Linked DNA regions of Homo sapiens: region 2 is linked to region 1. Evidence: chromatin contacts called from ENCODE Hi-C or POLR2A ChIA-PET data. All regions are on one chromosome and are shown on one strand. Each heading gives the region's core, a stretch centred on a gene start or an enhancer-like site at or near the end of the contact. The rest is flanking DNA. Distances are from core to core; before and after follow the strand shown.

Region 1 (3,475 bases), core at 583-3,082:
AAGTGAGGCAGGGAAGTTCATACACTAAACAGGGCAAGCGCTTCAACATGGAGCGTGCAGAAAATCTCTAAAGCATCAAGGACTATTTCCCATTTCCTCCCTTTAATAACATCCAGAAAAAGGATCCCTGTCTCCACGTAAGGAGTGAAACTGGAAAATGCTCCTGATTTCTACTGACAGAGGCTTCCTGTATAAAAGATTTTCCTCTGTTTTATAAAGGAAAAGGAGAAAAGAAACAATCTGTGTCATTTTCCATATACAAGAGGGAAGAGATCTCTCCTCAAAGGTATAGAGTCTTCATTTTCTTGGGAGAGCAAAAGACAGGAAGAATATGGAATCGCCCACTTGGGGGGGTGGGAAGGATGTGCAGATGGAAGATTTTTTGTCACTACAGTAAGTCAGGGAAGTGGGAGAGGGCATCTCTAACCAGTCAGGAAGAAGTGATACCTTCTGTGGACAAAGGAAGTGCTGGCGTCTGGCATCAGGTCTCACTTTCTCTTAAGAGCACAGACCTGTTTCCAAAAGCTAAGTCTTTTTTTTACTGATTATTTTCAGTGAGGCCCTCTTTGTTAATTTGGGAAAGTATTGAACAGCAGGATCTAAGGGGACTGGAAGTGTCTCTTTCTCTAACCCCTAAGTGGGAGGGAGTCTTCCACTCCAGTGAGAAAGGATGGTTGAACACTTGTGATGGAGGCTGCGAGGGGCATGCATGGAAAAATATGCTTCTCTGTGCAAGATATTAGTTTTCTTTTTTAACAGATTAAGTAATAGTAATAGCAACAGCTTACCAAAAGCTTACTATATAACTAGTATTTACACAAATGCTCCCTTAGCCCGCATGACAATTCTAAGAAAACAGAACCCAAATTGGAGATGGACTGAGATTCAGACAAGTTAAACAAATAGTCAAGGTCACAAAGACGTTAAGTGAGAGACCCAGGTTTGCAACGATTACACTCCAAAAGCCATGCTCTTAATAATGCAAGGGAAAGGAGCTCACTGCACACCAAGAGGCTTAAAGGGAAGAAGAGAAGCGAGGGTCTCTCTGTGGACATCACGAGGGGAGAGGGAGAAAGGTTGATTTCTGATACCATAAAGTAAAATTTCAAGGTCTTCCTCTCCGTATCTTGGGGTACAGGCGAAAAATAAAGGAGGAAGGTAAGTCTCTTTCTTACTGGGAAGAAAGATCCCCTCTGTCACTTTCAGGCAAGTTGGGTCTCACTCTTCACCTGGGTGACGCTGACCAAAGTTGGGGGAAAGGTCTCATTTAGGGGTTATCTTTTACTCCTCCTCAGGATAAGTTCAGAATCCCCCTCGAACCCTGGGAGTGGGTCTCCCTCTGCTGACCAACGGATGAGCGCTAAGAAAGAGCGTACGCCTCCGATAAGGGGCGTCGTCCTCTCCGAGGAGATAAGTTGGGGGATCCCTGTTGTATCGAGGTTGAAGAGGAGTCTCTCTCCCGCGTCGGAGCCATGACTCGGAGAAGCCGCTTTTCTCTAGCGACGCGGGGCCTGGTCTCCTCCCTCTCCCTGGGTCGTTCCGCCGCCCACAGGGCAGCCTTGGTTCCTTTCCGCGCCCCGAGAGGGCGGGGGGCCTGGACTCCCCTTTAGCAGCACCACCCGGCGGAGGGTCCCTTTAGGGCGGAGTGGGGCGGGGCGGCTACGCCCGAAGCCTTCCAGTCCCGGCCTCTTACCCTGAGACCTCCTCCGCGGCCCGCGCTTGCCCAGCCAGCTCAGCCCCTGCAGCTGCAGCCCCGTCGTCGCCAGGTCTACCTGAGCCTACGGAGCCGACAGAGGCCGGGGGCGCTCCGGCCGCCGCCACCTCTTCGTCTCTATGGTCCCCCTGCACTTCCTCATCCGGGGCCCGAGCCAGCCATGCGGACTCGCCCAAATCCCGCCCCCGCACCGCGCGCGCGCACTCCAAGGGAAGGCTCTTCCTGATTCTGACCTCCCGCCCTCTGCTAGCCCCAGCCTCCCTCAACCCCGCCCCTGCGGCTCAAACTCTTAAAGGGAAACACAACTTTTGGTTCTGCTCCTGCTGAGCCACAGGACCCAGTGCCGGCCTTCGCTGCTGTCACCCTGTTCCAGTCCACCGTTTTTCTAGTCTGGACGGCTACAATTCTAAGGGCCTGCCTGCTTCCACTCTGGCAGCCCGAGAGATCTTATTCTACTGGAAAGAGTGTTTTGGGTCATGACACTCCTCTGCTTCTTCTAATCACACTGACCACTAAATAAATGGCACCTCTGCCTCCAGTTGGTTACAGAACCTTGTTTTATTTTCTTCATAGCTTTAACACTAGCTGAAATTTCTATGTCTCATCTCTTTATTGACTTGTTTATCATTTATCTTCCTCCACCTTGTCTGTTTTGTTCATCACTTAATGCTCAGCACCAAGAGCAGTGTCCGGCACAAAACTAGACGCTCAATGGACATTTGAAGGAAGGAAGAAATGTTTATCCAGTGGAAGAATTGAGGTCCAGATAATGAAATCGACTTGCCCCAAATAATACGGCTTTGTGTTAAAAAATAGAAATCGACCAGGCGCGGTGTCTCACGCCTGTAATCCAGCACTTTGGGAGGCGAAAGCGGGAGAAGCACTTCAGCCCAGAAGTTTGAGACCAGCCTGGGCAACATAGTGAGACATCGTTTCTGCCAAAAAACAAACAGCTGGGTCTGGTGATGTGTGCCTGTAATCCCAGCTACTCTGGAGGCTGAGGCAGGAAGATCACTTGAGGCTGGAAGGTTGAGGCTGCAGTGAGCAGTGATAGTGCCACTGCACTCCAGCCTGGATGACACAGCAAGACTCTTTCTCAAAACAAAACAAAAATTGCTCAGGTGTTGATGCACCTGTGCTCCTAGCTACTGGGGAGCCTGAAGCAGGAGGATCGTTTGAGCCCAGGAGTTTGAAGCTGCATTGAGCTATGATGGTGCCCCCACTGCACTCCAGCCTGGGCAACAAAACAAGACACTGTCTCAAAAAAAAAAAAAAAAAAAAAAATTGAATGCTTCAAAGTTTCGTTTCTTTCTTTCTTTTTTTTTTTTTTGAGACGGGGCCACGTTCTGACACCAGGCTGGAGTGCAGTGGTAGGATCTCGGCTCACTGCAACCTCTGCCTCCCAGGTTCAAGAGATTCTCCAGCCTCAGCCTCCTGAGTAGCTGGGATTACAGGCGCATGCTACCATGCCCAGCTAATTTTTGTATTTTTAGTAGAGACAGGGTTTCACCATGTTGGCCAGGCTGGTCTTGAACTCCTGACCTCGAGTGATCCGCCTGCCTCGGCCTCCCAAAGTGCTGGGATTACAGGCGTGAGCCACCACTCCTGGCCTTCAGAGTTTCTTTATGAGAGTTGCCAAATTAAAAAGTTAAAATATTTGCCTTTTGGCCGGGCGTGGTGGCTGAAGCCTATAATCCCAGCACTTTGGGAGGCCAAGGCGGGCGGATCACGAGGTCAGGAGATCAAGACCATCCTGGCTAA
Region 2 (3,057 bases), core at 214-2,713, 5.9 Mb after region 1:
CCGATTCCAGTCTGGCTCCCACTGCTATCTTCCTCCCACTGCTGGACCCTTCTAAAACAAAAGCCTGACTTTGCTACCATCCGTAAAACTGTAACGACACCTCCAACGTTGCTTACAGGGAAAAAAAAAAAAAAGGGCAGCAAAACATGGGACCTGGGTGATCTTGCCCCAGCCTAATTCCAAGATATCTCCTGCAAATAGATATCTATTTGCAGATATCTGGGAGCCGTATTGAAATACTTCCAACTCCCTGGACTCATCCTACTTTTTTTTTTTTTTTTTTTTTTGAGACTGAGTCTCGCTATGCCGCCCAGGCTGGAGTGCAGTGACGCAATCTCGGCTCACTGCAACCTTCACCTCCCGGGTTCAAGCGATTCTTCTGCCTCAGCCTTCTAAGTAGCTGGCACTAAAGGCGCGCCCAGATAATTTTTTTTTTTTTTTTTTTTTAGTAGAGACGGGGTTTCACCGTGTTAGGATGGTTTCGATCTCCTGACCTCGTGATCCGCCCTCCTCGGCCTTCATCCTACTTTTTCTCCCTGAATATCTTTTCGCACCAGCTCTACGTGGAGAAATCCGACTGTCTTTGAGCGAAGTACAGTATCACTTTCTCTTGAAACCTCCCCTGACACGACCCCTCCCCTGACACGACCCCTCCCCTGACAACACCCCCACCCACCCCACCCCAGTTTGGGGGAGGAGCCCCCTCCTTTGTTCCCACTACCCCGTGGGCTTCCCCTATCACACTGTAATAAATATCTGGCCTTGTCTATCTCCTTCTGTGCCCATCACAGAGCAAAGCAAATACAAAGAGTTCATTAAACGTTGGCTGGATGAATGGAGGAGACGGCACAGGGTTCAAGCTCTGCTACTTGTGCGGCCTCAGGCCGACTAATTATCTGGTGGGTTTGTTGTAAGGAGTCAGAACTAAATGGATTAATTACAAATAGTGCTTAGGACAATGCCCAGAATACTGTAAGCACTCAAGAAACTGATTTATTTTCGTCATTTTCACAGCGGCCAAGGTACATGAGGATGTAGCTTATCGCCCTTTTAAGGGACTCTCCCACGTTCGACTCTAAGCGGAAGTACCCGCTCAGGGCTCCGGAAGTGGCCTCAGAGCCCCTCAGCAACATGCCCGCAGAGAATTCTTCCGGAGGCGGTCACAGACATCTCCGTGACGCAGAACGAGTTAGAGCGTCCCTTGGGGTTTCCATGGTGCTGCCCTTAGCCTGCAGTATCTCCACTTCCTCTCCCGCCTGAGCGCCGGGAACGGAAAAGCAGGCGGCCGGTCCCAGCTGCGACGTAGACGCCGCGTGGGGGTGGGGTTGGGCGAGTAGGTGACGCTCTAGGCGAGCTCGTTGGCCTCTCTATGGTGCCGAGCGCGCCCGTTCGGACGTTGCCCCTTTAATCGGCAGAGGGCGGTGCCCAGGAGGTCCCGCGAGAGCTGCGGGGGGCGGGGGGGCGGTGCCGAGGCTGGGGGCCGGTGGCGGATGGAGCCCGCGATGGAGCCGGAGACTCTGGAGGCGCGAATCAGTGAGTGTCCGGGAGGGGCGCGGGCCGGACCGGAACCGGAACCGGGGGCACGAGGCGGGCCCCTTCCCGGCGGGGGCGGGGTACGGGTCGCCCCCTCCTCACGCCCCGCCCCCGGCCCGGGAGGGGCGGTGTCCTCAGTCGGCCCCTCAGACCCTGGAGCGATGGAGGACCCCGGCCCCGGCGCGGTCCAGCGGTGGGAGCGGGCGCCGCCCACCTGTCGGATCCCTGGGCCATGACCCCTGGGACGGCGAGTGAGCTGCGCCGGGAACCCCCGGGACGGAGAGAGCAGCCTCCAACCCCCAAGGCTCACATTGCTTCACGGAGTAGCGGCCCGGGGAAGGAGCACGCGAGCGGTTCCCCGGGGTTGCATCTCACACCCGGGAGGGAGGGACCCTACTATTTTCAGGCCCCGAATCCTCCACTCTCTGGCCCTGCATGGCGTTCCTGGAGCCCGCAAGTAGTCACATTTGCTCATTACCCCGTCCTGGAAGGGAGGACCCACTGCCCCATTTGATTCCTCCCGCCGCTCCTAGTCTCTAGCCACATAGTGAGAAACCCCCGCACCCTACAGGCTTGGGAGAGTCTTAGACTCCAGAAGTATTAATAATTCCAAGCTCCCTGTCACTCCCTTCAGCCTAACCCCTCAGTCTCCAAGATGCCTTTCCCAGCTCTTGCTGAACTTCCTTCAAAGGCTTCTACACCCCTTTTTTTCTTGTTTCTCCTCAGACGTAGCTTCCTATTGCTTAGGCTTCCTAGCCCGCAAACCCTCCACCTGAGCTCCTTAACCCACAGCCCTGATGATCCCCTGCTCTCACAGCCCCGCTCCTGGACTCTGCCTCTGAAAGCCGTGGCTGGCTTCTCCCTGGTCTAGTGAGGGTTCTCTCCCAAGGCTTTAACTGCTGTTGGGACCCCGTCGTTGCCAGGGCCTCAGGGAACCCTCTTGGACCCGGGCACACCGGCAACTGTCTAGCGTGGTTTGGGGTCATGGCCGGCCCCTTTTAAGCCAGGCTTGAGCAGAGTTGAACCATGAGGTTGGCCCCAGAACCAAACCTCTAGGGATGTTTCAGAGTCATCCTAGCCACCAGAGGGGCAGGGGGTGGAAAAGGGGCACTCAGCAGCCCTTGACCGTTGTGAACGCCGGAAGTGTCCGCCTGGGTCTCAGCAGCAACTGGGCTGGGGGGATGGGTGGGCCCCTGGCTAACTGATCTCAGACACAGGTCTTGAGCTGTGGGTCATACAAAACATTCTCAGGTTTAGAAACAGTGGGGGTTTTCTGAGAGTCCAGAGAGTCTAAAACCAGGCAGAAGTTAGAGATACCTGGGTTTGGCTGGGCCCTGACACACTGGGGCTGGGATTTTCTCCTTTCCTTCCCCCTTTGTGTCCTAGCAGAATTGTAAGATCTTTCCTCTTCCCTTGTGGAGGCTGGAGGTAAAGGATAGCTTCTTCTTTTTTTTTTTGAGACGGGTTTTCACTCTTGTCACCCAGGCTGGAGTGCAGTGGCACAATCTCAGCTCTCTGCAACCT

The links. Hi-C counts contacts between places; a loop is a spot of excess contacts on that map. ChIA-PET counts read pairs that join two places held with the same protein, here RNA polymerase II (POLR2A). Pooled maps may share reads with other maps.
Region 2: a pooled map shows a loop between it and region 1 (38-fold over the local background). The contact joins the promoter of GGA1 here to the promoter of PRR14L in region 1. A Hi-C loop is called at or near these places in 1 of 37 single-sample maps with no recorded cell type and 7 of 50 pooled maps. POLR2A ChIA-PET finds 5 or more read pairs at or near these places in 2 of 52 experiments (CD8-positive, alpha-beta T cell and MCF 10A).

The regions. Positions count from the first base shown.
Region 1 is chr22:31,748,300-31,751,774 of GRCh38, forward strand. It overlaps PRR14L (proline rich 14 like), which reads right to left and starts at 1,833. Exons shown (of 9, transcript NM_173566.3): 1 at 1,694-1,833. RefSeq lists enhancers at 843-1,475, 1,715-2,274, 1,764-2,058.
Region 2 is chr22:37,607,371-37,610,427 of GRCh38, forward strand. It overlaps GGA1 (golgi associated, gamma adaptin ear containing, ARF binding protein 1), which reads left to right and starts at 1,464. Exons shown (of 17, transcript NM_013365.5): 1 at 1,464-1,533. The coding sequence starts at 1,491. RefSeq lists a cis regulatory region at 1-99, enhancers at 844-923, 1,074-1,243, 1,848-2,469, 2,184-2,293 and a silencer at 1,404-1,853.